Linked DNA regions of Homo sapiens: all the other regions are linked to region 3. Evidence: chromatin loops called from intact Hi-C (ENCODE). Cell type or tissue: endothelial cell of umbilical vein. All regions are shown on one strand. Region 1 overlaps UBASH3B (ubiquitin associated and SH3 domain containing B). Region 2 overlaps CRTAM (cytotoxic and regulatory T cell molecule). Region 3 has its middle 21 kb from the start of TRK-TTT2-1. Region 4 has its middle 35 kb from the start of SNORD14E. Region 5 overlaps MIR100HG (mir-100-let-7a-2-mir-125b-1 cluster host gene). Region 6 overlaps UBASH3B (ubiquitin associated and SH3 domain containing B).

Region 1 (5,000 bases), 200 kb after region 3:
CCCAAGTAGCTGGGATTATAGGCGTCCGCCACCATGTCTGGCTAATTTTTGTATTTTTAGTAGAGATGGGGTTTCACTATGTTGGTCAGGCTGGTCTCAAACTCCAGTCCTCAAGTGATCTGCCCGCCTCAGCCTCCCAAAGTGCTGGGATTACAGGCATGAGCCACTGCGCCCAGCCTGATTTTTTTCTAATTGATAAAAATTATATACATTTATGGCGTATAACATGATGGTTGAATATATGTATGCATTGTGGAGTGCCTAAATCAAGCTAATTGTACATGCATTACCTCGCATGCTTATCAGGCATTTGTGGTGAGAACACTTAAACTCTACTCTCTTAGTAATTTTCAAGCATATAATATGTTATGATGAACTATAGTCACTGTGCTGTACAATAGGTCTCTTGAACTTATTTCTCCTAAGTGAAGTTTTACGTCCTTTGACCAATATCTCCCCAATCTCGCTCCCCTTTCTTGCTTTCGGCTCAACCAGTCCTGCAGCATTTTGGCTGGGTTCACGGGGGCCACTTCACAGCAAGGAAAGGAGGGAAGAGGTCATGTGTTCCCCACATTAATCCACCAGTTGGGTAATCTGTGTCTGAATAATTGGAAGTCTGCAGTTCCTCTCTCCCCACAGACAGGGGTAGTGGTTAAGTAATTGCATTATCAGCCTCCTCCAGTCTCTGGGGAGAGGATGCCAATGTTAAGTAGCAGCAGACTTCCATCTCCCCTTGTCTCTGAGTGAAGACTGCCTGTTTTCCCTGCCAGTGCGAGGACAGCAAGGTGGATGCCCTGGGGGAAGCCCTGCAGACCACGGTCAGTCGCTGGAAATGTAAGTTCTCGGCCCCGCTGCCCCTGGAGCTCTATACGTCGTCCAACTTCATCGGCCTCTTTGTAAAGGAAGACAGTGCGGAGGTCCTCAAGAAGTTTGCTGCTGACTTTGCTGCAGAGGCTGCATCCAAAACCGGTGAGCAAACAGCTGCCAGGCCAGCCCTGGGCCCTGTCAATCAAAGAGTTGGAAAGGAAAAAGGATAGGAAATAGTGGTAGAGGAGCAGGATGGGGTCAGGAGGTGGAGGACCCTGCAGGAATGGACGTGTGACAAAAAAACAGCCTTTTCCTGCAGCACCCCACGTCTTGCTCCCTTGTAAAAACGTTCAACCCCTCTTCTGCTGACCTGGAGAGACCGTCTAAGGCTTATTCCCTAACACCCAAGTTGAAGTTTCACAAATGACTTCCATACTGAACTAGAAATGTATTTCTTTGTAGCACCACCATCTCCTCCTAATTCAGAATTAAAGAAACATCCTTTCTCCCTCCCAAGCTCCCGCCCATGTAGGTGTTTATCTGGGTCTCATTGTTCACTCCATGACAATCCAGATCTTTTCTCAGTGGGTAGCAGAGGATAGAGAGAAGAGTGGAAGCACTTCGTATTATATCACAATAAAATCCACTGAACCAATACCCTTCAACTTGCTGAAAACCATTAGACAGGACCCCAAGCCCCAAGAGTCTGTCTAAAAATGTAACCCCTTCCAAATGTCTCCTGCTCTTCTCATGGGAGCTCTTAGTTCAGGACACCTGAGATTTCCTGTCAAAGGAATTAGCTTAAGGGGGTGCTCAAGGCAGGAGACACGATGGAGGTGAAAAGAGGGAGAAGTTTGCAAAGCTCTCCTGTCTGACTACAGGTGTGGACAAGCTCACTTAGCTCAATGACAGCAGGGAAACAGACAGACAATCTGGTGGGGGGAGAGCCTCTTGGCTCGCTCCAGCATGAAATCACAATTGGCAGGTACTTACTGGTCACCTACTATGAGGATTTCTCCTACATGAGGAGTGCTACAGGGAAGAGAACAAGAAGTGGTTTCTCCCGGCCAGGCCCTGTGTAACATCAGCTCTGAAAAGAGAAAGGGGTGGTTCTACCTTCACGGAAGGAAGGAAACTTGCCCTGGGACGATGTTGATCAGGACAATGGAGGAAAGGCCTGCAGGCGGGCGGGTGGCAGGAGCACAGGCAGGCAGGCATGAGATGGTGTGAGCAGAGGACAGTGGGGAGGCTGCCCTGACCAGAGTGGATGGTGCAGGATGCACAGTGGAAGCCGAGTGCTGAGTGCAAAGCTGGAGGAGACGTACAATTCCCCTACCCCTAATTTTAGGGAGTGCCAGAGAGGGGGAAGACCTGAGCAAGGCCGCAGTTTGCTCCTTAGCCTTTTGGCCTTTGGCCTATCCCTCACCTGCCATTGTTCCCTGCTGCTATTTTCATCACCATCTCAGGCCCTTTGTTCCATATTCCTCTTTACCAGAAAAGCACCACACAGGACTTGGGACCTATGAGTGGGATCGGGGCTCAGTATCACTGCAGGATCACAGTGCTCTCGGAAGGAACACAAGGACCTTAAGACCCCTCTGTACCTGGGGAGGGGTCCTCTTTAGACTTTGCAACCCCCACCCCCACCTCTTCCTCTCCCTCAGCGACGGGACTAGTCTCCGGGTCCTGACTTCAGTGAAGCCTGACATTTCATAGGAGCTTAATATTTCAGAGAAAGAGCATAACTGAGAGGCAAATTATTTCCTGCTCTTATCCCTCAATCTCAAGGAAATGGCTTTCTCTCATCCCACAGTAGTTATTGTCAGAACCACTAAATCCCCACAAGGACCAAAACTAATGTCAAAGCCGCAAAACCCAAATCCTTCACAAATGAGAAAAGCAAGCCTCAGCCAGGGCCGCACAGATTCTTGGAGTGCATACTGAGTGAGCAGCAGTCGAAGCCCCAGCTTTCCCTGTGGGACGCGGGTGGAGCCAATTCCTCTCCAAGATCCTGCTGTCATGAAGAACTTGGCCGGCTTCGTTTCTCTGCTGTTGTGTGGCCCCCTGGTGGGGATGTGGAGAACTGGATGACCCTGCGCAGCTTAGCTGGTCCCGCTCCTTATTACCCAGCATGGGAAGCCGGCCACCATGTCTTTGCCCTGGAACTTGGTATTCTCCAGTTGTTGGCAGGACCAGATATCATCAAGTAGATTTAGTGTCTTCCTCCATTTGAAGTGGTCAAGGGAGATTCATTCATGTGCATTTATTCATTTAACAAGTACTGAAAACCTGCATGATATGCTGAGTAAGGATACAGTGTAAGCGAGAGACAAAAACCTTGTTTCATGGGGCTTACACCAAAGAAAGGCAATGCAGTATAAAAGAAAAAGTACTTAAAACCGAAATGCTCAATTTCTAGTTCTATCTTGGGCCACTAATTCTCTGTGTGACTTGACCAAGTTCCTTAAATTCTCAAATTCCCTAATTTCTTCTAGTTGCAACTTCTTCATTATTCTAGTTTGTACAGTAGATGATTCTCCCTCATTGTAAATACAAAAGAGGCCAGGCATGGTGGTTCACACCTGTAGTCCCAGCTACTCAGGAAGCTGAGGTGGGAGCATCACTTGAGCCCAGGAGGTGGAGGCTGTGGTGAGCTATGATCATGCCACTTAACTCTAGCCTGGGCAACAGAGAAAGACCCTGTCTCAAAAAAAAAAAAAAGTACCAGAGAGAGAAAAAAAAGCCATTCCCTCCTATAGGTAGGGTTGTTTTGTTTTGTCTCTTGGGATATCTTAGAATAACAGTCTGTATACTTTAAACCAGTATGTCTCAACTAAGGGTGATTTTGTCTCCCAGGGTACATTTGGCAATGTCTGAGGTCATTTTCAATTGTTACAGCTTGGAGAGTGCTGCTGACGTCTTGTGGGTAGAGGCCAGGGATGCTGCGAAACACCCCATCATGCACAGGACAGCCACCCCCCCCAAAAAATAATTATTCAACCCAAAATGCTGTTGAGAGAAACCCTGCATTAAACTTTGAAAATATCCATCTTTTCCCCTCATTTCTCCATCAATCTCACCCAGAAGCTAAGACACGTGATTCCAAAATGAAGGGAATAGAGCTTTGGGAGTCACGCAGCTATAAAACATGCTTTGTATTTCTACACAAATTATTTCATCACTGTAGGTCATAGTGCCCTCTTCTGAAAGGTGGGGCTGGTGACCACCAACTGGAATGTTGTGAGAAGGACTTAACTAAAAGGACTGCCCTCAGCTGACCCGCAGCTCCTAGAGGAAAGCCGTATGGTGGCTATCTCTTGAACAGTGGCTTGATTCGGAATCTCTTGCCATCCCCTTACCCCCTTATTCTACTGCTGTGAAGGAGAGAAACGTCTTTTGTCTTCTTTGTTATGTGGGAAGCAGAATTTCTCAGGGTACCTTTCTATGCCTTTCCTTAAGTCTTCACCATTGCTATCATCACCACCTTTTAATTACTGACCTTTTTCTTCCTTTTTCCAGAAGTGCATGTGGAACCTCATAAGAAGCAGCTACATGTGACCCTGGCTTACCACTTCCAAGCCAGCCACCTACCCACCCTAGAGAAACTGGCCCAGAACATTGACGTCAAGCTAGGGTGTGACTGGGTGGCTACCATATTTTCTCGGGATATCCGATTTGCTAACCATGAGGTAATGTCTCACTGTGGTTCCAGAAGCTACCAGGTGCAGGGATGCAATCAGAATCAGCAGCTCGCTGCTGCAGGGAGATGGGTACCTACAGGGGAAAAATGGAGCAAGCACCTAACAGAGAGTCCGTTGGCTCAGGATTGTGTCCAGCCTCTGCTTGCCTCACTGGGAGGCTTCCAGCTTGCCTCCCTCCTCTCTGGGTCACAAGTGGTTCATCTGGGTAACATCCCCCTAGTTCTGTCTCCCCTGCCAATCCAACTCCAGCAAAAAAGAAATGAAATGGGAGAGAATAAATAAAAAATATATTGGAAAATTTTTAATATTATATAAATTTATGGTGTTAATGGAAGACATCATTTTGACCTTAGGTGAGTTGAAGAACATATAAATACCAAAGAAAACAAAACAAAAAACAAAAACACTTGCAAAGACATAATCAACAGATATTTGCTGTGTATCTGTATCATGCAAAGTACCATGGAGCATACTGGAATTTTTAAATGTTGT
Region 2 (5,000 bases), 270 kb after region 3:
TTAGGCACAATCTCTGCCCATAAGGAGTTTGCGCACCAGCTCAGGAAGAAAAACATGTATGCAAATGAAGTGGAACCTCATGACAGCAAATCCTAAGATAGAATGAATTCAGATGTAGCTGCACTGCTTGATCTGCTCAAATCCTCTCTGCCAAACAATTCCTCTTTTCTGTAGGAGGGCGGGATTGGGAGGTGCGGATAGGAAGTGACAGCCTCCTAATTACCTGGGACTTACTCAGTTCTACAGATGGTCAACTGTGTCCAGTATGTCTATCCTTACTTGTTTTGTTTTTTGTGGCAGAACAGATCGATTAAAAACATTGCTTTTTATTGATCTCTAAGTAACATCATCTCACATATCACACAAATGAATGTCTTAGACTTCTCCTGTTGAATTACTGCAGTGTGGTGCCTGCCATACGGTAAAGGCATGATGGGAAAGTAGCTGAGAAGGAGTGGCTCTCGGGGAGGGGTTTGAGAACCATTGTGACTCAGCTCAGCGTTGTCTTTTTGTAAGGGAGCACACATCCTGGCTCAGCTGCTTGTGTGCCCTTCTGGGCTCTCATAACACCCCATGTATACTCTGTCATTGCTCTCAACACATAATCTTTTCATTAACAGTTTAGGGGCTGAAGCCACACCAGACTATTAGCTCCTTGAATCATACCTTTTTCATCTTCGTATTGCCAACAAGTAACACATCTAATGTATATTTGGAGCTAAGAAGTGCCTTTATAAGGTCTTGATGGCAGATGGGTGAGTTAAGTAAATGGGGAAGAGCTCAGTTCTGGACTGAAGTGGAAGTAGAATGGGAAACAGGAAGAAGCAAGCCTAACTAAAAAGTATTTCCAAGACAGAAGTATAAAGAAAAAGGACGAACATGCCCTTTATAAGATAAATGCACCTTTTTTTTTTTTTGATGGGGTCTTGCTCTGTTGCCCGGGCTGGAGTGCAGTGGCGCAAACTCGGCTTACTGCACACAACCTCCCCATCCCAGGTTCAAGCGATTCTCCTGCCTCAGCCTCCCGAGTAGCTGGGACTACAGGCGTGCACCACTATGCCCAGCTAATTTTTGTATTTTTAGTAGAGATGGGGTTTCACCATGTTGGTTGGCCAGGATGGTCTCGATCTCCTGATCTCGTGATTTGCCTGCCTTGGTCTCCCAAAGTGCTGGGATTACAGGCGTGAGCCACCTCGCCCGGCCTCATATACCACATTTTAAGAATTGTTGCTACATTGCTTGTTCGGGAATTTTCAGAGACTAACAACACACTGAGTAATACACATTCTGGCTTCAGCCAAAGTAGCTTTGCAAGCACATGAAAGCCCTTTAACATGACTGTATTCTGGAAGAGATTAAGTTAAAAAATATGGGCCGGGCGCAGTGGCTCACACTTGTAATCCCAGCACTTTGGGAGGTGGAGGCGGGCGGATCAATTGAGGTCTGGAGTTCGAGACCAGCTTGGCCACAGAGAAATCTCATCTGCACTAAAAATACAAAAATTAGCTGGGTGTGATGGCGGGTGCCTGTAATCCCAGCTACTCAGGAGGCTGAGGCAGGAGAATTGCGTGAACCTGGGAGGTGGCGGTTTCAGTGAGGCGAAATCGTGCCACTGCACTCCAGCCTGGGCGACGGAGACTAAGTCTAAAAAAAAAAAGAAAGCCCATTAATTAGAGTATACCCTATAACAATCACCTACAGATTATTAGCCTCTGTGCTTTGTTGAGATATGCAGACTCATATCTAATTAACACAGAAAAATCCATTTTGTTCTAGCAACTCCTTTCAAGCCAATCCTGGAAGCTTCAGTTATCAGAAAGCAAAATGGAGAAGAACATGTTGTACTCATGTGCTCCACCATGAGAAGCAAGCCCCCTCCGCAGATAACCTGGCTACTTGGGAATAGCATGGAAGTGTCCGGTAAGGGGAGAAATGGTTCTCTTTGTCTTCCTTCCTACTCAAATTTCCAGGGGATTTTTAAATGTTTTGGCACCCTCTAGTGGCAGACAATGCCAGAAGACATCATTTAATATTTCATCAGCTCTTTTCCAGACAAGTTATTCTTACAACCAATCAATTTTATGCCTTAATCTTGAAAGGCTAATCATAGATATTGAAAATGTTTTTGTTTAAAACAGGTAAAAATCTAAAGTGAACTATAATGACTTCTTAAAATTTCACAAAATTGTCTAAAATAAGTATAATACAGAAGTATAATATCTCAGGCGAGGCACAATGGCTCATGCCTGTACTCCCAGCACTTTGGGAGGCCAAGGTGGGTGGATCACCTGAGGTCAGGAGTTCGAGACCAGCCTGACCAACATGGAGAAACCTCGTCCCTACTAAAAATAAAATTAGCTGGGTTTGGTGGTGCATGCCTGTACTCAGGAGGCTGAGGCAGGAGAATTGCTTGAACCCAGGAGGTGGAGGTTGTGGTGTGAGCCAAAAATCACACCATTGCACTCCAGCCTGGGCAACAGGAGCAAAATTCTATCAAAAAAAAAAAAAAGAAGAAGTATAATATCTGTGAGCATAAACTTTTTCCCAGATATAAAATCGAAAATATATTTAACATAATACATATAATTGGAACAGATATGATCTTCCCTATATTGTATAGTACTATATTGTGTCATACCCACAAGAACAGATTAAAAATATTCTTGTAACAAAGCACCTAAAGGTTGAGCCTTTGAAACAGAATAACTAATTAATTATGGTGTCTGGGTACTGTTTATAGTTTGCTTACATTTCAACAGACATTACCTTTGATATCTATGTAATCAACCATCTTTTTTTTTTGAGATGGAGTCTCACTCTGTCTCCCAGTGCAGTGGCACGATCTTGACTCACTGCAACCTCTGCCTCCTGGGTTGAAACGATTCTTCTACCTCAGCTTCTGGAGTAGCTGGGATTACAGGTGCATGCCACAACACCCAGCTAATTTTTGTATTTTTAGTAGAGACAGGGTTTCACCATGTTGGCCAGGCTGGTCTCGAACCCCTGACCTCAGGTGTTCCAACTGCCTCGGCCTCCCAGAGTGCTGGGATTACAGGCGTGAGCCACTGCGCCCGGCCTGTAATCAACATTCTTAGAGTTGCAAAGGACCCTTTACAGTTGAGAACACTGAGGGCCAAATGGAGTTCTAGAGAGAAAAGACCTAAACCCAGATCTGATTCCCAGGGCAGTGCCAATTCTACTTCATTATAAGACTTCCCTTTAATTCGCCTTATTCATATAACCAGAATAAGGTCTTGGATCTTTGTGTTTCATAACAACATCAAGCTGTCCTTCTTAAGCTTTGAATTTTTTTTTCCAGTAGTGAAAAGTTTGTAGAAAACCATCATCTACTCTCATTCATCTGTTTGCCTTTGTGACCAGAACCAAGCCTATACAAGGGAACTGGCTGAGGTTAGAATGAGGTTAGAAATCTAATGTTTGCCATGAAGTCAAGGCCATTGGCCTCTAATAGAACCAACCTCATCCAGTAGCATTAAATAGCCATAACCTCTTCAAATTGCTACATAGGTGGAACGCTCCATGAATTTGAAACTGATGGGAAGAAATGTAATACTACCAGCACTCTCATAATCCACACTTATGGCAAAAATTCAACGGTGGACTGCATTATCCGACACAGAGGCCTGCAAGGGAGAAAACTAGTAGCACCCTTCCGGTTTGAAGATTTGGGTAAGAAGAACTAATGATTCTCTTGAATAATTTTTGATTTACTTTAATATTACACTATCAAACAAAATTAAATGCAGTGGGCAGAGTCCTTCAGATTAAGATTACTGCCAACAAAGCTTTCCTAATAGCAAATTCCTGTACTGATTGAAATTTCTCCAGGTGAGTGACGGAATTCCAACTATTCCAATGTTCAAAAGAACCCCAGTTGAGCAGAAAGCCTAGCACAGCGCCATATGCAAATAGTGTCATGCTTGCTTTTTGATAATGACTTTAAATCGTTTTATTGCTGTTGTGTTTTTGGAGTAATCATATGAATCATACTGCATCTTTGTACTTGACCCAGAAGGAGATAATGTTAGCTGAAATAAACCTAAATTGTCAATATCATTTTATGTGAATATGAAACACACAGATACATGAAGACATAATTCCTGTTTAGATTTATTTTATTGTTATAATTGCTTTGAAGATTTTAGTTTAACCATGTTAATATTCTGAGTTGAACACCATTTTAAACATCCAATATTAAATGTGAAGAGGAGTTGCCTCCATTCTCAGAACCTCTATTCTATGATTCTTTCCCCAAAAGTCCAAGAAATAATTTTAAAACTGTACACAACTCTTTGAGCCAAGAGGTATCCTTTAAGATGCATGAGTCCTGTAAGAAGTCTGCAATTAGTAGGACTCTGAGTTTCACTGTTTTACAAGGTACTTCTCTGTGTAATCAAATCCTAAAGTATAAGGAATTACTCACATCAGTGAAAGAGGAAACTGTTGGATGACAATGCATTTATTGAAAAAGCTCTTTTATCAGACGAAATCGCTGATGCTGAAAGGCAAGCTTGCTTAGGAGAACCTCACTGTGGGAAAGCTGCCGTGATGCCCTGTGGGGGCTGTGGCTGCGGTTAACAGGCCCCCTCTGACTACCACAAACTTTCCATGGGTCACTTTCTCACCAAACCAAAAGTAGTCATTGCAGAAGCTGCACTGTAAGACTCATGGACCTACAGACCGAGCTGTACAGTAACCTTACACAACCACCCCCACCCCTCTGTGAGTCATCCCCACCCCACGCCTCCACCTCCAGCAGTAGAACTGAAGCATAGGGCATGTGGGGGATGAGCCTGTATCTAAAAGCTTCCTAAAGACATTCAGGTTCTTCAATAGGAGAACCAACAATGTCGAAAAAAATGCATTCTTAATTTTCAGCAATTGTTCAAGCCATCTACAAAAATTACTATGAAGGGGGAAATGGCAGTTCTCCACCTTTACGGCTATAGCTCTGTATGACTCAAAATTATAGCTAAAGA
Region 3 (5,000 bases):
TTGGTCTTTCTGACATGACCAGCTCCCAACCTGAGTCATCTCACTGGCATTAATTTAGGTATGGTCCAAAGGGCTCATGAATAATGAGGACATTTCTATTGCTCAGGAAACCCAAGGATTTAGAATCTTTCTTTTCACAATCAAGTGCAATTGTCAGTCAAATTCTTATAAAAAATGGGCACAAAAAGATTAATTACCTTTCCAAGGTCACATAGTAAATGATTGAGATGGTTTCAAACTCAAAAAATGTGATCCAGAGCTCATATCTTTTTTTTTTTTTTTTTTTTTTTTTTTTTGGAGATGGAGTTTCACTCTTGTCGCCCAGGCTGGAGTGCAGTGGCGCAATCTTGGCTCACTGCAACCTCCGCCTCCCAGGTTCAAGCGATTCTCCTGCCTCAGCCTCCCGAGTAGCTGGATTACAAGCTGGATTACAGGCGTCCGCCACCACGGCTGGCTAATTTTTTGTATTTTTAGGAGACAGGGTTTCACCATGTTGGCCAGGCTGGTCTCAAACTCCTGACCTCGTGATCCACCTGCCTCGGCTTCCCAAAGTGCTGGGATTACAGGCGTGAGTCACCGTGCCCAGCCGTACCTTTTTATTTGTTAAAAAAAAAAAACAAGGAATGCTTCACAAATTTGTGTGTCATCCTTGCACAGGGGCCATGCTAATCTTCTCTGTAGTGTTCCAATTTTAGTATACGTGCTGCTGAAGCACATTATGCACTTTATAAGGACACACATACCAAGTGGTAGGTGCCCAAGCTTAATTTGTACAATCAACAGAGACAACCTAAGAAACACGCAGCCCTCAGGAAAGTGCTGTGATGACGCTGAAATCAGGCAATGGCCTCCCAAGCCAGGAAAAGATGAAACAAATGTGAGAGGCCAGTAAGAATCCGCAAGACTCAGAAAAAAGTGAAATAATGGCAATTTTTAATAAAATATTTGCTTTAAAATGGGCCCTAAAGGCCATTTTGAATACATTGAATACAGTGCTTTAACTCCAAGTCCCTATGCTGAAATATTTCAGAGTTCTCAGATATTTATAAAATATTTGCATGAAGTCTTTTAGACCAGTGGTTCTCAAATATCAATCCTTAGACCACTACCGAAACTTGATAAATTTTTCACCCCTTTATAACAGAATTATAAAAATAAGAAAGATGTAATAATCATTCCATTAAGCTAAATATTCAATTAAAAGGGTTGTCCTTTTTTTCTCTCTCTCAGGGGGAAAAAAAAACAACACTTTCTCGTTCGCTTTTGGAGCTTCCATACACAAGCTCTTTGGAAGTTATTGCCCTTTAGAGGTAAGAGGACGCCAAACATAGATGCAATTTTTTAAAATATTAGCAAAAGAAAAAGCTGGCAACCATGCATTGTCTTTATTTATTTATTCGGGCTGTTAGATATAAGTTCTAAATTTCTCTTCAAAGAATCAATATGTCAGTATGTTCAATTCTTTGCCTTCTACTTTTAAACTTAACTTCCTCGTAAAGCAACCTTTTTCGATTATCTACTCCACCCTGACTCATTCCGATCACCTGCTCCACCCTGACTTATTCAGATTACCTGCTACCTGCTGCTCTCTGACTCATTCTCCGCCCTGCATAACCATTTTTTTTCCCCGCCAAACCACTCACCCCGTTACTCTCTTTAAATTAACCAATCGGAATTAGTTTAGCCTGTGCGGTCTAACCCTAGCCAATAGGGGAAGGACACAGCAGCAGGGGCCACGTGCGACCGGGATAAGAACCCCTTCCCATCCCTTGTCCAAGTGTGCGCTCACCATTGCTCTGTCTGTAAGGGCACACCCTTCTATAGAAGTACCTTGCCTTGCTGAGAATTAAAAGAAAATTTTATATTCGAGTGCTATTTCTTTTGCGGCACCGAAACTTTATATATAACAGGGATTTTATTGGCTTTTTTGCTTGCTAGTTTGATAGTTCTCTCGTTTTGCTTAATAATTCATAAAAATCTTGATCCAGGTGAGGTGTGGAAAAAATTTAAAATGTTAAAATCTTGGGAGCCCTGCAATTCGGTTTGCAAGCTGCAGGTGCCCCTTTGTCCACCAGATGGCAGGGCAGCTCTGCAGGTAACTTCTGGCGCCGTCTGCTGCTGCCTCCGCCTCTGCCTCTGCCCTGGGAAAGCAGCGCCAGTTCATCTTTCAAAGAATACGTCCCTTCTTGTCTTTAGGGTTTTTCCCCCAAAGAATATTTTCAGCAGAAGTATTTTACATCTCAGTCTAGAGATGAACTTCCCCAAGAGTGTTGTGTGTAGGCTTGCCGGTTTTTTTTTAAATTATTATTATTCACTATAAATCTTTATTAATAAAGATTTAACAAGGACCTAACCCAGCAGTTCAGAGGTACAGAAAGTCAATGTGTGGAAAGAAGACGGAACTGATCGGAAATGTTTATTCCTCTCCTAAATCACCACTGACAACGACAACCACACACACACACACACACACACACACACACACACACACACACAGCTGACGCTCAGAATGCGTAGGGACAGAGACACAGGGAGCAGGACAGGAAGCAAAGGGTAGTTATATATGGCCGAGAGGAACATGGTTCCTTAGTAAGTCTGGAAAATACAGTATTGCCACTCAGGAAAAACAAAGAGGCGCGCCATACTGCCACCCAGTGGTGTGAACTGTTTCTTTCCAGACTTAATGCAAACAAAACCCTTCTTTTTATGCTTCTGATGGTGGCTGAGATCTTCCTCTCAAAGAACTACATTACACAGTACTGCTTGCTCCTACCAGTACCTGACACGGGTGTCAGGCCCAACCACGTGCTCGGTGTATTCATAGACCTTAGTCACGGAAGCACAGTCTTGTCCGGATGCACAGCATGTGAGCACTTGCTCTCCAAACTTACCATCTTCCAGCTCCGGTTAATACAGCAGACCATTCATGCGTCTAGGAACCAAAGAATTACCCTAGGGCCCTGCTATTATTTGGGCAAGAGACTCATAATGACCTTACTTGACTGGCTGCATAAAAAGTCCCAAATCTTCCTGCCATTCCTTTCTCGTCTTGGCCTCTGGGCCGGGAGCACAAAGCCTAGGAAAGGACCCAGGGACAGAAAAAGGAAATATCGAGGTACTGTTTTCCCCCTACCTCCTCAGCTTGGCCTAAGGAAATTTTCAGAGTAACTGAGCTAAGCTCCAGCATCCTCTTCTCTTCTGATATGGTTAGACTTTGTGTCCCCAACCAAATCTCATCTTTTTTTTTTTCTTTTCAGCCACTCAGAGAGATATGTATAACCTCTCTCTTTTTTTTATTTTTATTTTACTTTAAGTTCTGGGATACATGTGCAGAACATGCAGGTTTGTTACATAGGTATACATGTGCCATGGTGGTTTGCTGCACCTATCAATCCATCATCTAGGTTTTAAGCCCCGCATGCATTAGGTATTTGTCCTAATGCTCTCCCTCCCCTTGCCCCCCACCTCCTGACAGCCATGGGTGTGTGATGTTCCCCTCCTTGTGTCCATGTATTCTCATTGTTCAGCTCCCACGTATGAGTCAGAAGATGCCCTGTTTGGTTTTCTGTTCCTGTGTTAGTTTGCTGAGAATGATGGTTTCCAGCTTCATTCATGCCCCTGCAAAGGATATGAACTCATTCTTTTTTAAGGCTGTATAGTATTCCATGGTATATATGTGCCACATTTTCTTTATCCAGTCTATCATTGATGGACATTTGGGTTGGTTCCAAGTCTTTGCTATTGCAAATAGTGCTGCAATAAACATACATGTGCATGTGTCTTTATAGTAGAATGATATATAATCCTTTGGGTATATACCCAGTAGTGGGATTGCTGGATCAAAGGGTATTCCTTGTTCCAGACCCTTGAGGAATTGCCACACTGTCTTCCACAATGGTTGAACTAATTTACACTCCCACCAACAGTGTAAAAGCATTTTTGTATCTCCATATCCTCACCAGCATCTGTTGTTTTCTGACTTTTTAATGATCACCATTCTAACTGGCATGAGATGGTATCTCATTGTGGTTTTAATTTACATTTCTCAAATGACCAGTGATGATGAGCTTTTTTTCATATGTTCGTTGGCCGCATAAATGTCTTCTTTTGAGAATTGTCTATTTATATCTTTGCCCACTTTTTGATAGGGTTGTTTGTTTTTTTCTTGTAAATTTGTTTAAGTTCCTTGTAGATTCTGGATATTAGACCTTTGTCAGATGGATAGATTGCAAAAATTTTCTTCCATTCTCTAGGTTGCCTGTTCACTCTGATAATAGTTTCTTTTGCTGTACAGAAGGTCTTTAGTTATATTAGATCCCATATGTCAATTTTGGCTTCTGTTCCAATTGCTTTTGGTGTTTTTGTCATGAAGTCTTTGCCCATGCCTATGTCCTGAATGGTATTGCCTAGGTTTTCTTCTAGGGTTTTTATGGTTTTAGGTTTTACATTTTAGTCTTTAATCCATCTTGAGTTAACTTTTGTATAAGGTGTAAGGAAGGGGTCCAGTTTCAGTTTTCTGCATATAGCTAGCCAGTTTTCCCAGCACCATTTATTAAATAGGTGCTGGGAAAACACCTATTAAATTATTTCACCATTGCTTGTTTTTGTCAGGTTTGTCAAAGATCAGATGGTTGTAGATGTGTGGTGTTATTTCTGAGGCTTCTATTCTATTCCATTGATGTATATATCTGTTTTGGTACCAGTACCATGCTGTTTTGGTTACTATAGCCTTGTAGTATAGTTTGAAGTCAGGTAGGGTGATGCCTCCAGCTTTGTTCTTTTTGCTTAGGATTGTCTTGGCTATTTGGGCTCTTTTTTGGTTCCATATGAAATGTAAAGTAGTTTTTTCTAATTCTGTGAAAAAAAAAGTCAATGGTAGCTTGATGAGAATAGCAATGAATCTATAAATTACTTTGGGATGTATGGTAATTTTCATGATACTGATTCTTCTTATCCATGAGCATGGAATGGTTTTCCATTTGTTTGTGTCCTCTCTTATT
Region 4 (5,000 bases), 440 kb after region 3:
GATTGAGGTCTCCATTTTCTGGCAGGCTGTTAGCTGAGGGCTGCTCTTAGCTTCCAGAGGCCACACTCAGGCCCAGGGGCTCCCTCTATTGTTAAATCAGCAGCAATGCATCAGGTCCTTCTTGAGCTTTGAATCTCTCTGACTTCCTCTTCTGCCCCCAGCTGAAGAAAACTCTCAGCTTTTAAACGGCTCATAGGATTAGATTGGGCCCGCTCAATCTTCCCATTGTAACATCAACTGATTAGTAAACTTAATTACATCTGCAAAATCCCTCTTGCCATGCAACATAAGATAGTGATGGGAGGCCGGGCATGGTGGCTCACACCTGTAATCCCAGCACTTTGGGAGGCCGAGGTGGGCAGATCACTTGACGTCAGGAGTTCAAGACGAGCCTGGCCAATATGGCAAAACCCCATCTCCACTAAAAATTAAAAAAAAAAAAAATAGCTGGGCATGGTGGGATACACCTGTAGTCCCAGCTATTTGGGAGGCGGAGGCAGGAGAATCAATTGAACCTGGGAGGCTGAGGTTGCAGTGAGCCGAGATTGTGCCACAGCACTCCAGCCTGGGTGACAGAGAGAGAATCTGTCTGCAAAAAAAAAAAAAAAAAAAAAAGTGAAAAAGTGATTGGAACACACTGGAGTGCAAAGATTATAGGGGCCAGCAGAGTATAAGATTTCCAATTCTTCCACATGTTCACTAACATTTGGTAGTATCTTCTTTTCTCATTTTTGCTATCCTGGCTGGCCATTTAATACCATTAATTCAGCAAACACTTATTAAGTCTCCACAATTTTGTGCTGAGTGCCTAAAATCACGTAAACATGAATCAACTAGGTACTCAATAAATATTTGTTGGCTGATTTTCCAGATGTTGGAGACATAAAATTAATTAGACATGGACTCTGCTCTCAAGGATCTTAAAAGTAAATATGTAGTGAAAGACTGATGACCAGCACATAAATAATACAGTTAAAAAAGCAATAAGGGCCAAAAGGAGGGGAATTCAGAAGAAAGAAAAAAATCTTTTAATTTAGAAAGACTCAAATCAAGGGAAACATCCTTGAGTAAGTGGCATTTGAGTGGGTTTTGTAAGAAAAAAATTAGGATTTAGTTATGCAGAGGTGATGGAGAACAGGGGTAGTGGCTAATATTTCAAACAGATAGAAGAGCATGAGTGAGGCTGTGCACGGTGGCTCACAACTGTAATCCTAGCACTTTGGGAGGCTGAGGCGTATGGATTGCTTGAGCTCAGGAGTTTGAGACCAGCCTGGACAACACTGTGAAAATCCAACACAACAACAACAAAAAAAAACAAACACAAAAATTAGCCAGGCATGGTGGCTCGTGCCTGTAGTTCCAGCTACTTGGTAGACTGAGGCAGGAGGAGCCCTTGAGCCTGGAAGATCAAGGCTGCAATGAGCCAAGATTGCACCACTGCACTCCAGCCTGGGTGCAGAGTGAGACAGAAGGAAGAAGAAAGAAAAGAAAAGAAACCTCAGTGATAAAGATTCTCCAGTCTACAAACTGCACACTAGGAGCTTTCTGAACACTTTCAATGCCCAGAGGTATTTTGTTTGGTCTTTTCAATCTTTTTTTAAAAATTTAAATTTGAATGCATTTCATAGAGCATGCATTTTGTAATTCTAGTTTAGTCGATACAAGATCCTGTTGTCCTAAACCCCTCTTCAGCCTCTTCATAGATTTATGGTATCCACCTGGCATCTGAGGGATTTGTGTTTGAGAGCATGGAGTTCAATCCGTTTGTTTTACACATAAGAAAACTGAAGCTCCAAAAAAGCTAAATGACTCAAGGAAGTACTGAGAGTCAGTGGTGGAGTTTCTACCTGGATTCCAGCCTCTTGATGTCCTGTCTGAGCTTCTTTTGCAGAGGCTGATAGACCAAGGAGCTCAGTCACTCTTAGATAAACCCGCTTTGGCTATCAACAAATATGTATGTTTGTTTTTCCTTGAGAGAAGTTTTATAAAGGAAGATGGAAGGAGTTCAAGATTCCTAGGCAAAGAAGAGGACAGAGGCTGAAATGTGCTTCCTTTTTTTCATTTTGCTTGGACCTAAATGGCAGGAAATTTCTTAACTAAAATTAAAAAGCAACTAGAATATCTCTTCCCATCTCATGAATACGTTGCTTTCTAAAGTCAACCGAATCCAAGCAGCTGACTTTCAAAATGGGGCCGAAGGAGACTCTAAAGTGCCACCTGGTGGCCATCTTCAGCACAAGCGAAAAGGAAAAGGGATTGCAGTGAGATCTTTGATCCAGGTAGGGCTGATAGCGTAGAAAACTCCCCAGCGACAAAAGTGGTATTAAAAGTAACAAAAAAGGCCGGGCGCGGTGGCTCACGCCTGTAATCCTAACACTTTGGGAGGCCGAGGTGGGCGGATTGCCTGAGCTCAGGAGTTCGGGAACAGCCTGGACAACACGGTGAAACCCCGTCTCTAACAAAATACAAAAAATTAGCTGGGCGTGGCGGCGTGCGCCTGTAGTCCCAGCTACTCGGGAGGCTGAGGCAGGAGAATTGCTTGAACCTGGGAGGCGGAGGTTGCAGTGAGCCGAGATCGCGCCACTGCCCTCCAGCCTGGGCGACAGAGCGAGACACCGTCTCAAAAAAAAAGGAACAAAAAGGCTTTATTTGACCTGCGGCCAAACCAATGGAAACTTCAGTGGAGGTGGGTTAGAGTGAAGTTCAGGACTTTTAAAGCACTTGTGAGAATGTCTTCCCACAGGACTAAGGAAACAGGTGATACAGAAACAGATAAGGACATCCGGTGAAAGGAGTAAGGTAGGAAGAGATGAGGGTTCTAACCCTCCTACAGGCTTGGGAGTACTTAGCCTGGAGATATTTCTCCAAGCCTTCAAGTTGTCTGCAAGACAGTTCCATATATATGGTGTTTTTCAATATATTTTTACAAATACTATTTATGTTTTAAAATATTCATTGAACATGGAGAAACACCATCTCTACTGAAAATACAAAATTAGCTAGGCGTGGTGGTACATGCTTGTAATCCCAGCTACTCGGGAGGCTGAGGCAGGAGAATCGCTTGAACCCATGAGGCGGAGGTTGCGGTGAGCCGAAATCGCGCCATTGCACTCCAGCCTGGGCAACAAGAGCGAAACTCCGTCTCAAAAGAAAAAAAAATGCATTCAATTTATTACAGGTTTATAACATAACCACAATAAAAGAGGTGAGAAAAAAGAATTAAGTAACTTTGGACTGTTATTTAACTATGTACTCTAAACGCAAAGAGCACACAAATTTTACTGTATTTAATAAATTTGTTTTTCACAAGGCTGTAGGTTGGAAATTCTAAAACTGTTTTATGTGTAATCTAGTGTTGAACAAATAAGTAAATACATTGTGAATAATAACCACCGAATTTTTTACTGTCAGAGAAAGGAATTAAAAACAAGAAAGGGAAATAATAGAATGAACCCTGAGAGCTGGAATGGAACTGGAGGTATCAATATAAAATAATAGGTTTTTTTTGTTTTTTGTTTTTTGTTTTTTCTTTTTTCAGACAGAGTCTCTCTTTTGCCCAGGCTAGAGTGTAGTGGTGAGATCTCAGCTCACCACAACCTCCATCTCCCGAGTTCAAGCAATTCTCCTGCCTCAGCCTCCCAAGTAGCTGGGACTACAGGAGTGCGCCAACACGCCCGGCTAATTTTTGTATTTTTAGTAGAGACAGGGTTTCACTATGCTGGCCAGGCTGATCTCAAACTGCTGTCATCGTGATCCGCCCACCGCGGACTCCCAAAGTGCTGGGATTAAAGGCGTGAGCCACTGCACCCGGCAAAGTCATAGTTTTTAATAGAGAGACAGGGAAATAAGTAAAGACATGTTTAAGTGTACACATACGTATATTTCCTAGCCCTGATCACTGAGGGAGGAAACAATGACACCCCAGTAGCAGTAAGCATCTAGTGCCCAGATCTTTTTTTTTTTTTTTTTTTTGAGCCTGAGTCTTGCTCTGTCGCCCAGGCTGGAGTGCAGTGGCGTGATCTCGGCTCACTGCAAGCTCCGCCTCCCGGGTTCACGACATTCTCCTGCCTCAGCCTCTCCAGTAGCTGGGACTACAGGCACCCACCACCACGCCCGGCTAATGTGTGTGTGTGTGTGTGTGTGTGTGTGTGTGTGTGTGTGTGTGTGTGTTTAGTAGAGACGGGATTTCACTGCAGATCTTTCTTTCTAAATATTATTCTCCAGTAAAAAGGAACCCGGTCTACTTAAACAGATAGCTGATTATACGGCTGGGGCAGGGAAGAACAGAATGAACTTAGGACATCTTGTGGAGCTAGTAACTAAGGAAGTGCTCAAAAAATGATGGACACATGTTGAAATGACACAAGCCAACTTGGTAAGACTCCTAGATCTGGGACAATCTGAACAACAAAAATGTTTAAAAGATAATAATGTTCACTCACAGATTAAAAGCAATATTCATGAGCCCATACTTATTTAAATAAAAAATTGAATAAACAAATAAATGAGGAAGAAAGGAAAGTTCTTTCTTACTGTAATACTCCAATTAATAAATGCAGAAGGAGTGATGCAAATAGCAAGTCACCAATGGCAAAGATCACAGTAAAAATTGTTTTTCAAGAACGTATCAGTGGATGCTAAAATTCATGGATGAAATTATTACCAGAAACATGATATTTATTTAGTCTCTAAGTATTTTTCCATGAGATGCCTATTAATTACAGTGAGAAATGTCATAACTTCACAATGTAGAAATGTGGCATATATAGCCTTAACCAAGATTAAAGCTTATTGTGTGCTTCCTGATATGATGCACTGAGAAGGACATGGCATCCCTTATGTGGTATCCTTACCAAAAATGCATAACCTGAATTTAATGTCTGCAAGGAATGCAGACATACCCAAATGGAGGGATGTTCCACAAAATAACTGACAGCTGCTCTTCAAAGGTGTCAAGGTTGGAAAAGATAAAGAAAAACTGAGACATCGTCCCAGCTTAA
Region 5 (5,000 bases), 370 kb before region 3:
CACGTATTCAATGGAATGAAACCCTCAGCACAATGCCTGGCACCTCGGGAGTGACCATTAACGATGCCTCTTGTTATTAATATTATCACAATCATCTCAGGGGGGCAAAGTAGCAAAGACTGACCGTGGGAAAGAGAGCTGTGGGAAAGTGACAGAGGTGCTGCCATCCCCTCGGCCCTACCCATGACCCCACTGTCAGGGGTGCAGAATATTTCTCCCATTCACCAGGTCCCAACCCACTCCCAGATAGAGCAACGTGGTGAAACAATAAAAGCCTGACTCCCGCAAGATGGCACCATGACGGGCTGTGCCTGGATCCAGAGGAGATGTCTCTGTCCAGCATTTCCATCAGGCTCTTCCGAGCCAGCTCCTGGGGTGCGCACAAAGACCCATTCAGGATGGCTGGAGTTCTGAAAGCCAGCAGATGAGCCGAGGGGCCGGGAAGGGGGTGGAGAATCAGCACAGCCCCTGGCACTAACCCCACTGGGACCTGCCCTGGGCAAGCAGGCGTGGAGGGCTCAGGTCTGCCGCCACGGCTGCACTCTTTGTTTTCCCGCAGATTCCGTTCTCTGATGGTGGTCCAGGGCACCAAGGACACCAGCTGCCATGGCTGGGATTGAATGACCTCCCTGGGGTGGCTGGGAACCCCCACTCCCATAGTGCCAGCCCAATGGGCAGGATACCCAGTGGAAACAGGCCATTACTAACAGGCCTGCCATTTCGAAAGTGCCTCTTTCTGGGAAAATTGACTCTCAGAGGTTCCCACCCTGGGAAGGTACAGTGAGAAATAAGAAGCTAAATTACTATGCAGTAGCCAATAGTTATTCCCCAGGGCCTAGAAAGTGACTCTGTGCCCCTCAGCCTCAGTTTCCCCACCTGTACAATGGGGCTAGGTACAACAACCTGTTGGAACTCAAAAAGTAGCTGCTGTGAGAGAACTTATCAGTAGTAGTTGGTTTGTTCCCTTTGAACACAAATATATCAGATCTGATGCATCAAGGATATGCCAGTCCTGCAGCTCCCTGAATGTTAGAGCACAGAGGCTGCTTAATGGATCATGATCCTTGGATGCAAATGAAAATAAGATTCCCTCTTTTACTCTTTCCCTCCTAAGTCTATAAGAGGCTGTCCTAACAAGGTGACAAGCTGAACATGCAATAGAAAACTGAGCCCCTTTAGGCTGCCAGAATTGTAAGACATTTCTTGTGGGACAACAGCATTTCCCAGATGACTCAATTCAGAAGGACTAAAAGGAGTTTCTGTGACCTGAAGATGTTTGTACATCAGCTAATCTAGCTTTCCACCTTTGCTGGAATATGCTGACTGCATTTATTTCTCTAGATATCTCTCACCCAATAGTAAGACTCAGTAGAAGCACTACCTCCTCCAGGAAGCCTTCCCTGACTACACAGCTTGAATTAGTGCACTTTCATATTCTCCCACAACACCCTGGGCACATATACTTCTCTCTTAGCAATCAGGAAATTATATTGAAATTGTCTGCTTGTTAGTCTCTGTCTTCTTGGTGACCAGGTACTATACTTTACAATCTTTTTTACTCCAGTATCTAATACAGTGCTGGCATAATGCAGGAATTTAATAAGTGTTTATTGAACTACATGGATGTGTATCTCTCTCTAGAGTATTTGCTAGCATAAACCCCCATTTGTATTTTATAAGGGTATCCCATAACCTCTGCTCTTAGGAAGTTCTATCTCATATCTAACTCAGTTCTCTCCTGCATGCATATATTTCTCTTTTTTCAAACCTTGGGAGACCACAGCCGGTCACGATCCTCATTCTTATCAGAGTGATCATAGAAATCACAACTTGCACTCATCATTGTTTTTCTCTCAGGTTCAGCTTTATTTTTTTTGGTCTGAAATCAGGAATGAACTTTCACAGTCTCAACTCTGGCCATTTTTCCTTTTAACAAACAAATAGAAAAGAACTTCCAAGAATGATTTTGACCAGATAGAGTCTGCTCCTTTTAACAAGATTGTGTGAAGCACCTACTGTGTGCCAGGCTGTGTGTGATGGAGAGGGAGCAAATGCATAAGTCCCTGACATCAAGAGATCTTCAACCTAAAACAGAGAATAATGGGGGTACTGAATTTAATTCATAAAAAGTAGCACCCCACTTTCTTGTGATCCCTTGGTTAGAATCACCAACTTTTATGAGTTTGTAGAAAAGCCCAGAGTGCTAAAAAGTAAAAAGCAAACATTCCATTTCTGAGCAATTTGGGAGAAACTAAATTTGGCCCAGTCAGGAGACACGTTGGGGAGTACCTTAAAGGATAAGTGTCAAGTGTCTGTTGACATTTCTAAAGAAATCCATTTGCATTTTCACTGCTAAGGAGAGGCCGGCCTCCACTGGCCACACATTCAGAAAGCTGGCAGGAGCCACTGGTCAGCAACCCCCAATCAAACAGGCTTCCTCTTTCTGGCCAAAGAGCTCAGGGTCTGCGTGACTTGAGGCAAGTCATCCAGGGACATTTGGGATTCTGATCTAGTGAGCCAGTGAAGACGGTACAGATAAGGCCCAGACAGAAATCTGGCAGCCTAAGTAACATCTGGTTGGTCTGAGGTTTGGACTCTGGCTGGGGCCGGGAGCCCAGGGCTGGCGACTGGGGAGCCTGCACTTGGAGCTGGTGACAGCAGGTGGCGCAGGAGCGCAGAAACCAACCTTCAGTGGGCCCTGAAAGAAATCATGGTGTTAATGCCACCCCAAACCACAGCCAAGCAAGGCAAAGGCGACCATGTTGTCCTCAAGTCCTGAAAAGGGCAAATTGCACAGATGGAGCAAAGAACCATAGATGGGCAATTCTCCGGTAAAGAAAAGCCAAGGTAGGTCGTCAGAGATCTAGGTAAAATCCTTCGATGGTCAAGGACTTCAGAACTTTAGGAAATGTGCAAAGAAAATGAAAGAGAAAGACAACACATAACATTAAGTTCAGGAGCAATATAAGAGCTCCTGGAGAGGAAAGGCTCAAGTCACTTTGAACCCTTAGGGCAGCTGATGAGCCAGGTATCATTCTCCAAATAGCCTCTCCTTCCCTCCAGCAACAAAACGCAAACAGAATATTCACAACAAAAACCTCACCTATTACAGTTAGTAAAGCCTCGAAAATCAACATTTTTAAACAAAAAATGGAAATGTTATCTCCTTCTTAAAGCTAGTAGAAGGCACCTTCTTGTTGCCCCAATCTCTGCATAAGTTCTCCTCCAAAGCATATCACTGGGGGAAGAAGGGAGAAAGTTCCCCTCCAGTAAGTATCCAAGGTTCTTCTGTTTGTGTGCCCAAAATGGGACAAAAAAGCATAGTCCTACTTATCTATTTACCTAACACCATAAGTCGAGGAATTTTAAGCAGCTGATTCTAAAAGCTAGAATAAAAGCGTTACACACAAGATACGAGACAACCTCCCTCCAAAAGATAACGGGCACAAGCAGTAGACTGCTGAGATATGCAATGGAGAATCTTCCCTCATCCACTTAAGCAGTAAGGGTTGGCTTTGGGATAAATCTCAGGGAATGCAAAGAATATTACTTATTTTTCCATTTGGTTTACTTTCATGTTGTTACTTCTCTCGTGGGAAGTAGATGCCTAAGCTCTGATGTATATAAATCCATTTTCAGTGTTTACTTAAGTACATATACATACACTATAGCAAAATGTTGCTTTGCTTGAAAAATCATTGAAACATTTGATGTGTTTGCTCTCAATCAATATTCTGCAAAAAGCATCTGGGTTCGCTGCTCAACTAGGACAGTAGACAAGTCTGGAGTCTTTTCCATGAGCCACCTGCCACTTGCCAGCTCTATGGGGTCCCACATCACAGTTGTCCCAGTAGCAGACAGTATAAGGGCTATGTGATTTAGGCTGCAACAAAGGGTGATGACAGAACAGAGAAAGGCAAGGTGAATTCCCTCTGAATGTGACCAGAAAGGCTTCATGGAGAAGGACACTCCAGTTGTTTGACTACTCCATGCCTTTGGACATGTTTTTTTTTTTTTTTTTTTTTTTTTTTTTTTTGCCTGAAATGCCATTCCTCAACTCCCACCATCATCCTTTTGGGGGAATTTCCAGTTTCCTTCAAAACTAAGTTCTGATGTTATCTAGAGCCCTCCCTGACCATCACTTTGCCCCTTAGAAGTCCTATACAAATCTCATTCCAAATACATGGCACAGGAATGATGCTTGTGTCTTTGTTGTTGTCTTTATTATAATATTCACTCACCAGCTGGGAGACTCCTTTTTTTCTAATTTTTTTTTTTTTTGAGGTGGAATCTCGCTGTGTCACCCAGTCTGGAGTGCAATGGTGTGATCCTGGCTCACTGCAACCTCTGCCTCCTGGGTTCAAGTGATTCTCCTGCCTCAGCCTCCTGAGTAGTTGGGATTACAGGTGTATGCCACCACACCCAGCTAATTTTTTGTAATTTTAGTACAGACAGGGTTTCACCATGTTGGTCAGGCTGGTCTCGAACTCCTCACCTTGTGATCCACCTGCCTCTGCCTCCCAAAGTACTGGGACTACAGGCGTGAGCCACTGCATCCGGCCTTTTTCTACTTCTTAATGGTTTCCCAGATACCTCTCCCTACAGCTCCTCCCAACTAAGTAGGGTTGCCAAATAAAAACAGAACTGCCCAGTTCCATTTGAATTTTGAACAAACAACAAATAGTTTTTTAGTGTAGTATGTCTCAGATACTTCATATATCATATTCTCATTTGTTAACTATGGCAGTCTTATTCCTGAGATCACTGAGTTCGTGCCTTGTGCCCCCTCCCCGCCCTAGGGCAACCATTCAAAGCTTCAGGTGCACTTTCTCAGCATTAGCCTCTCTCCCCAGCCCTCCAGAAGAAAGGTGACACTCCTTGCACACACTGTTAGCAGCCTGGAAGAGTCATCTAAGGTCAGTTTCAGATCCATTTTGAGATTTTTTCTTTTTCTGTCCTGTATTGGCTGTATTTATTCAATAGAAGTCAAGTTTAAGTGT
Region 6 (5,000 bases), 210 kb after region 3:
TGGTAGCCTAAACGGGTTGCCTCATCAACAGATGCAAGCCAGGAGTATATGGAGCAAACTGGGATGGATGGCTACCCAAATTGTAAAGAAGCAAGAAATCTATAAAATTTAAATGTTTCCCCTGGACTCTGCTCAGTGATTCCAAAGATGTTCACTGGATTTGCCTAACAACCATATTTACATTGCAATGTTTATTAGATAAAGCTTTGTGGAAGTCTTAACTATTGACAATAATTTAAGCTTGGCAGGTTTTGACTGTCTTCCTTTCAGCAAGACCTCTTTTAGGCTTCTGTAGCTATAGTGTTACACTCAGAAATGACAGTTCTTGGCTCACAGCTCTAAACGTCTGGTGAGAATGGTCTTCTCTGAAATAATTCTATTTGTAATCATCTTGTTGGAGGCGTGATTGAGGGGGAGATAGGGTTTGGAGACCGAAGAGGGTAGAATAGGGGACTTTGGCACAAAGTTTCCTTGACTGTTAGGAGCCACTGGCTGAGGTGGAGATGGTGAAAATACCCCCCATCACTCTTCACTTCAGATGGAAATTACCACGGGAAATATTAAAGGCAACAGGGATCGTAGATTTCTTTTGAACCAGAAAAATAGCTGCAAACAGATCATTGATACGTTGTTATTCTTGAACTTGTCTTTGGTGCCAACCATGCATGGCACAAAATCACTAGGATCCATCCCTGCCCAAAGGAATGAATATATCTGTCCTCAGTGCAGAAATCCATCTACCTCTAATTTATTTATTTACTTATTTTTATTCTTATTTCTTTTTGAGACGGGGTTTCGCCGTATCGCCCGGGCTGGAGTGCAGTGGTGCGATCTTGGCTCACTACAACCTCCACCTCCCAGGTTCAAGAGATTCTCATACCTCAGCCTCCCTAGCAGCTGGGACTACAGGCACGCACAACCACGCCCAGCTGATTTTTTGTATTTTTAGTAGAGATGGGATTTCGCCACATTGGCCAGGCTGGTCTCAAACTCCTGACCTCAGGTGATCCGCCTGCCTCGGCGTCCCAAAGTGCAGGTGTGATCACCACACCCGGCCTACCTCTAATTTATTAACTGCAAGACTTCAGTATAAAACAAGGTATTTTTCCCTTAGGAATGAGGCCACTCCTGCTCAGCATCCCCCATCATTGTGCTACCCACAGAGGGCTTTGAGTTAACTCCCACACTCCTGTTGAGCCCAGGAGGAAGTGCTGATGACTGCTGGCCAGAGCAGTTAACACCTTCCTTATCTTCCTCTGCAGTTCTTATTCAATCTTAAATACATCGTCATCCAACTCTCTCACGTTTGGGGATGGAGTATTGGAGAGGCGGCCTTATGAGGACCAGGGGCTCGGGGAGACGACTCCTCTTACTATCATCTGCCAGCCCATGCAGGTAAGGCTGATTGCTAGGGTCACACCCCCAACTCTAACCAGGATTCACTGAGAACCTATTTATTAAGCATGAGGCCTTGCCCTTGCTGTCTCCAAAGCTTCCACGATCTCTTGGGAAGAAAGTACACCAAATTATAAAAGATATACAAAAATTCAAGGCTAGGAAGAGTCAGATGAGCAGTACTGACAGTTACTTCCAGCATTTGAACCTAGGTTCATAAGGAACGTTGTTCCACAGAGATAGGAGGAGAGTTTATCTCTAAAGTAGGAATAATGCCCATAGTTGTATCTGTTTTGTAGGTTGTTACAAAGATTAAAGAAAATAATAAAATTAGGCTCTTAGCACCATAACTGGCATATAATGAGTGCTCAGTATGTGTTAACTTTTTCAAGGAAGGTTGGAGATGGAAGGAGGCAGGGAGTCGTTGTTGAACAGTACAAATAGAGGCAAGCTGAAAGTTCAAGCATGTTGAGGATCAAGAGAGTAACCATTGTGGCTGGAGCCCAGGATTTAAATTAAGGAACAACAGGAAAAGAGATGGGAAGGATCATGCCACCGTTCCACATATTAACCACGTCAGGGCAACTAGAAGCAAATGTGAAGTGCTGGCCCGCGCTAAGGAAACTGGAAAAGCTGACTGCATCAGAAAGACGGAATGCAGAAACAGCTGTAAGGTTCCATCCAGCAGTTATAGAAGCCAAAGTCATTTGGACAAGCCTTTGACTAGATTTGCCTATGTCATCACCCAGAGGTAGCAGTTGTCTCATTTTGGGGATCATATATATAGTCAGACAGCAGAGGCTACATAGTGATTAGAATAGGAAAACAGGGTCTCATTACTGGAGCAGACCATGAGGACCATGTGGTCTGTCCACACACTTTAGAGAAGAGGTAGACACATTTGTGATCACAGAAGTCCTCACTCCCTGAAGAAGTTGATGAATTGCCCCTTTTTGGGGGGAAGGTGCCCCACTAGATGGCTCTCTCTACATGAATGGCTAGTTTTACCTCTGAGCTGTAACTTAAAGTGGACGTCATATTTTAGTGGCCACTTTAATGGCCAAATGCTACTCCTACAAAGAGCAGCCGTAGCAACAATAATGCCCTTTTCATAACCCTTCCTATTTTATAAAGCACATGCAGTTTATCTTATTCCAGCCTCCAAATAACTTATGAGGTCTGTAGGACGAGTCTTACTGTCCTCACCAAGTCATACCTTGGCAGAACTTTGGTAGTAGAGCTCAGCTCACCTGGCACCTGGCTCCAAGACATGTCCACTTTGCCATGTGTGTCTTCACTAATAGCCTTTCTTTCTCTGCAGCCGCTGAGGGTCAACAGCCAGCCCGGCCCCCAGAAGCGATGCCTTTTTGTGTGTCGGCATGGTGAGAGGATGGATGTTGTGTTTGGGAAGTACTGGCTGTCCCAGTGCTTCGATGCCAAAGGTGAGTTGGTGGTGGGCCTGCTCAGCACTGCCATACCCATAGTGGCCTCTAGGCGGCACAGTCAAGCTACAGTTATCTAGATGGAGTCATTCATAGTTTTGCGTACTATAGAAGATGTCTGTCATGTGTAAGCCCCTCCTGATTGTCTTGAGCTTTAGAGAAGAAGTAAGTGTTCTTGTCCCCATTCTATAAACTGGGATACCACGGACCAAAGAAGACAGATGTCTTGCCCCAGGTCATATGGCAAAGTCAGCAGCAGAAACGTGCCCTGATCCTATGGCCAGAGTTCCTGCCATTAAATCTCCCTGGCTCGCTCGGTTCCATTTTCATTTGAGTAGCATTTGAAGATACAGAGGCTTGCTTAACCAGGGAATCTCACCTGCTTTAAAGTGCCTGGTTATTACCTTCACTGAGAAACTACCTCATGTCACTTTTGTCAGTAGAATGGAAAAGTGGATTCCAAGTCACTTTATGAAACAAAATGTCAGCCTTGATATTTTCTATCAGCTCCAGAGAGCTCAGTGTGATCTCTTTGGCCAAGAAGGAATGGGGGTGGAGAGTGTCAGGATCAGTAAGGGAGTCCCAAGTAAACAAGAAATGTATGTATCCTCTGTCTAACCTCTTTGTTTTTCAGGCCGCTACATACGCACCAACCTGAACATGCCTCATAGTTTACCTCAGCGGAGTGGTGGTTTCCGAGATTACGAGAAAGATGCTCCCATCACTGTGTTTGGATGCATGCAAGCAAGACTAGTGGGTAAGTATCCTGGAGTGACTGCACTCCAGGCATTTCTTGCCTCCTCCTTCAAAACACTGGTACCATGGATATGCAAGACACTTCCTGTGGGTTTCTATAACTTTCCTACAAGTTTCCTCAATTCAAAAGGAACTTACTACACAACCATTAAGTTTAGGACACTGTGCTCAGCCCTGGGTTGGTTGACCAAAGTGAATGAGGTGTGGTCCTTATTGAGGAGCACGTGATCCAGTAATGGCGTGGGTTACTGTGCTCACTCTTGGATGTAGCAGACAGGTCAGCTTCTAGTTCAAGACAGCAGCATCTGCCAAACATGGCTGTGGAAGAGGACAAGAGTGAAGAAGATGGACCCTGGACTTGCTGAATTTGTAAAGGCCAACTGATCCTTTGAAGATGCCTAGCTCTTTGCAAGCCCATTCCATTACTGGCACGGGGAGATAGTATTTTCTGTTCAGTCACTTAGCAGATATTTAGTGCTCACTTACTTTGTGCAAGGTATTGGACTAGGGGAACCCAAGTGTGAGTCAGGGAAACAAACTTATGTGTGGATAAATATCATACAATATGATATACATAGAGCTATGCACTAATGTGTATGTATTGATTGCATGCATCCAGACATAGTGATATGCATAGAGCTATGCATGGTCACAGAATATTATGGGAACACAAAAAGACATCTAAGAGTGAAGAGGTGAGCTGAGAGCTGAAGTAGAAGTTAGCTGGGCAAAGAAGGAATAGGAGTGAGGAAATGGCATTCTCAGTGGGAGGGACCACATAAAGAGTCTTAGGCTTGAGAAACAGCCTCAGGAATGCAGGGGAAACAAAGTGTCTTGTGTCTAGAGTATAAATTGTGAGGCAAGGCAGAGATGAGGCTAGCAAGATGGATAAAGGCAAGTTCATGGAAGACCTTGGCCACCATATTAAGGTGTTTGGATTTAATCCAGTAGACAAAATAACTGGATTCCAGGCCAGGCGTGATGGCTCTCACCTATAATCTAGCACTTTGAGAGGCTGAGGCAAGAGGATTGCTTGAGACCTGGAGTTCGAGGCTGCACTGAGGTATGATCACACCCCTGCACTCCAGCCTGAGTGACAGAGCAAAACCCTATCTCTAAAAATTAAATTAAGAATAATAATAAATTTTTTAAAGAAGTGGATTTTATGAGGATAGCATTAAAGTATGAGGTGTTGGGATTTATCTCTGGTATCTAAAAATATGACATGTTGAGATTTTGGTTAGCACAGAATAAAATTAAAACAAGACCTAATATTCATAAAATAAATCCTCTTTCACAAACTTGAAGCCAAAGTATTGTCCTGTTTCTAAATATCTCCTAGCTAAAGCCTTTACCACTTGTTAGCACCAGAGGGAAGGGAAAGAAAAGACAAGAAGGGGCCAGGTG

What was found. Peaks named below come from ENCODE experiments on the same cell type or tissue, not always from the same donor. Only the 100,000 strongest peaks of a DNase experiment are listed, where the experiment ranks them.
Region 1: a loop joins it to region 3, with 14 times the contacts of the local background. A loop is called at or near these places in 60 of 110 quality-filtered maps.
Region 2: it touches region 3 in a loop (12-fold over the local background); 54 of 110 quality-filtered maps call a loop at or near these places.
Region 4: it touches region 3 in a loop (6-fold over the local background); 18 of 110 quality-filtered maps call a loop at or near these places.
Region 5: it touches region 3 in a loop (9-fold over the local background); 4 of 110 quality-filtered maps call a loop at or near these places.
Region 6: it touches region 3 in a loop (11-fold over the local background); 58 of 110 quality-filtered maps call a loop at or near these places.

The regions. Positions count from the first base shown.
Region 1 is chr11:122,778,727-122,783,726 of GRCh38, forward strand. It overlaps UBASH3B (ubiquitin associated and SH3 domain containing B), which reads left to right. Exons shown (of 14, transcript NM_032873.5): 4 at 771-969; 5 at 4,327-4,496. Among named protein-coding and RNA genes, the nearest start is that of CRTAM, 57 kb to the right of the region's middle. In endothelial cell of umbilical vein, a CTCF peak has its summit at 2,877 (motif pointing left); a DNase peak (open chromatin) is centred at 2,845.
Region 2 is chr11:122,852,167-122,857,166 of GRCh38, forward strand. CRTAM (cytotoxic and regulatory T cell molecule) reads left to right here. Exons shown (of 10, transcript NM_019604.4): 4 at 1,777-1,920; 5 at 3,529-3,690. Among named protein-coding and RNA genes, the nearest start is that of CRTAM, 16 kb to the left of the region's middle. RefSeq lists enhancers at 376-435, 4,350-4,559. In endothelial cell of umbilical vein, a CTCF peak has its summit at 1,991 (motif pointing left); a DNase peak (open chromatin) is centred at 1,985.
Region 3 is chr11:122,578,593-122,583,592 of GRCh38, forward strand. It overlaps the pseudogene RNU6-592P. Among named protein-coding and RNA genes, the nearest start is that of TRK-TTT2-1, 21 kb to the left of the region's middle. In endothelial cell of umbilical vein, CTCF peaks have their summits at 2,071 (motif pointing right) and 2,652 (motif pointing left); DNase peaks (open chromatin) are centred at 2,199 and 2,599; H3K4me3 peaks cover 559 bases; H3K27ac peaks cover 588 bases.
Region 4 is chr11:123,021,088-123,026,087 of GRCh38, forward strand. No RefSeq gene overlaps it. Among named protein-coding and RNA genes, the nearest start is that of SNORD14E, 35 kb to the right of the region's middle. In endothelial cell of umbilical vein, CTCF peaks have their summits at 92 and 2,224 (motif pointing left); a DNase peak (open chromatin) is centred at 2,174; H3K27me3 peaks cover 267 bases.
Region 5 is chr11:122,212,934-122,217,933 of GRCh38, forward strand. The region is part of intron 2 of MIR100HG (mir-100-let-7a-2-mir-125b-1 cluster host gene); the gene reads right to left. Among named protein-coding and RNA genes, the nearest start is that of MIR100, 63 kb to the left of the region's middle. RefSeq lists an enhancer at 2,717-2,766. In endothelial cell of umbilical vein, a CTCF peak has its summit at 2,655 (motif pointing right); a DNase peak (open chromatin) is centred at 2,638.
Region 6 is chr11:122,793,440-122,798,439 of GRCh38, forward strand. UBASH3B (ubiquitin associated and SH3 domain containing B) reads left to right here. Exons shown (of 14, transcript NM_032873.5): 7 at 1,263-1,395; 8 at 2,717-2,837; 9 at 3,472-3,594. Among named protein-coding and RNA genes, the nearest start is that of CRTAM, 43 kb to the right of the region's middle. In endothelial cell of umbilical vein, a CTCF peak has its summit at 2,879 (motif pointing right); no DNase peak of the experiment used is centred here.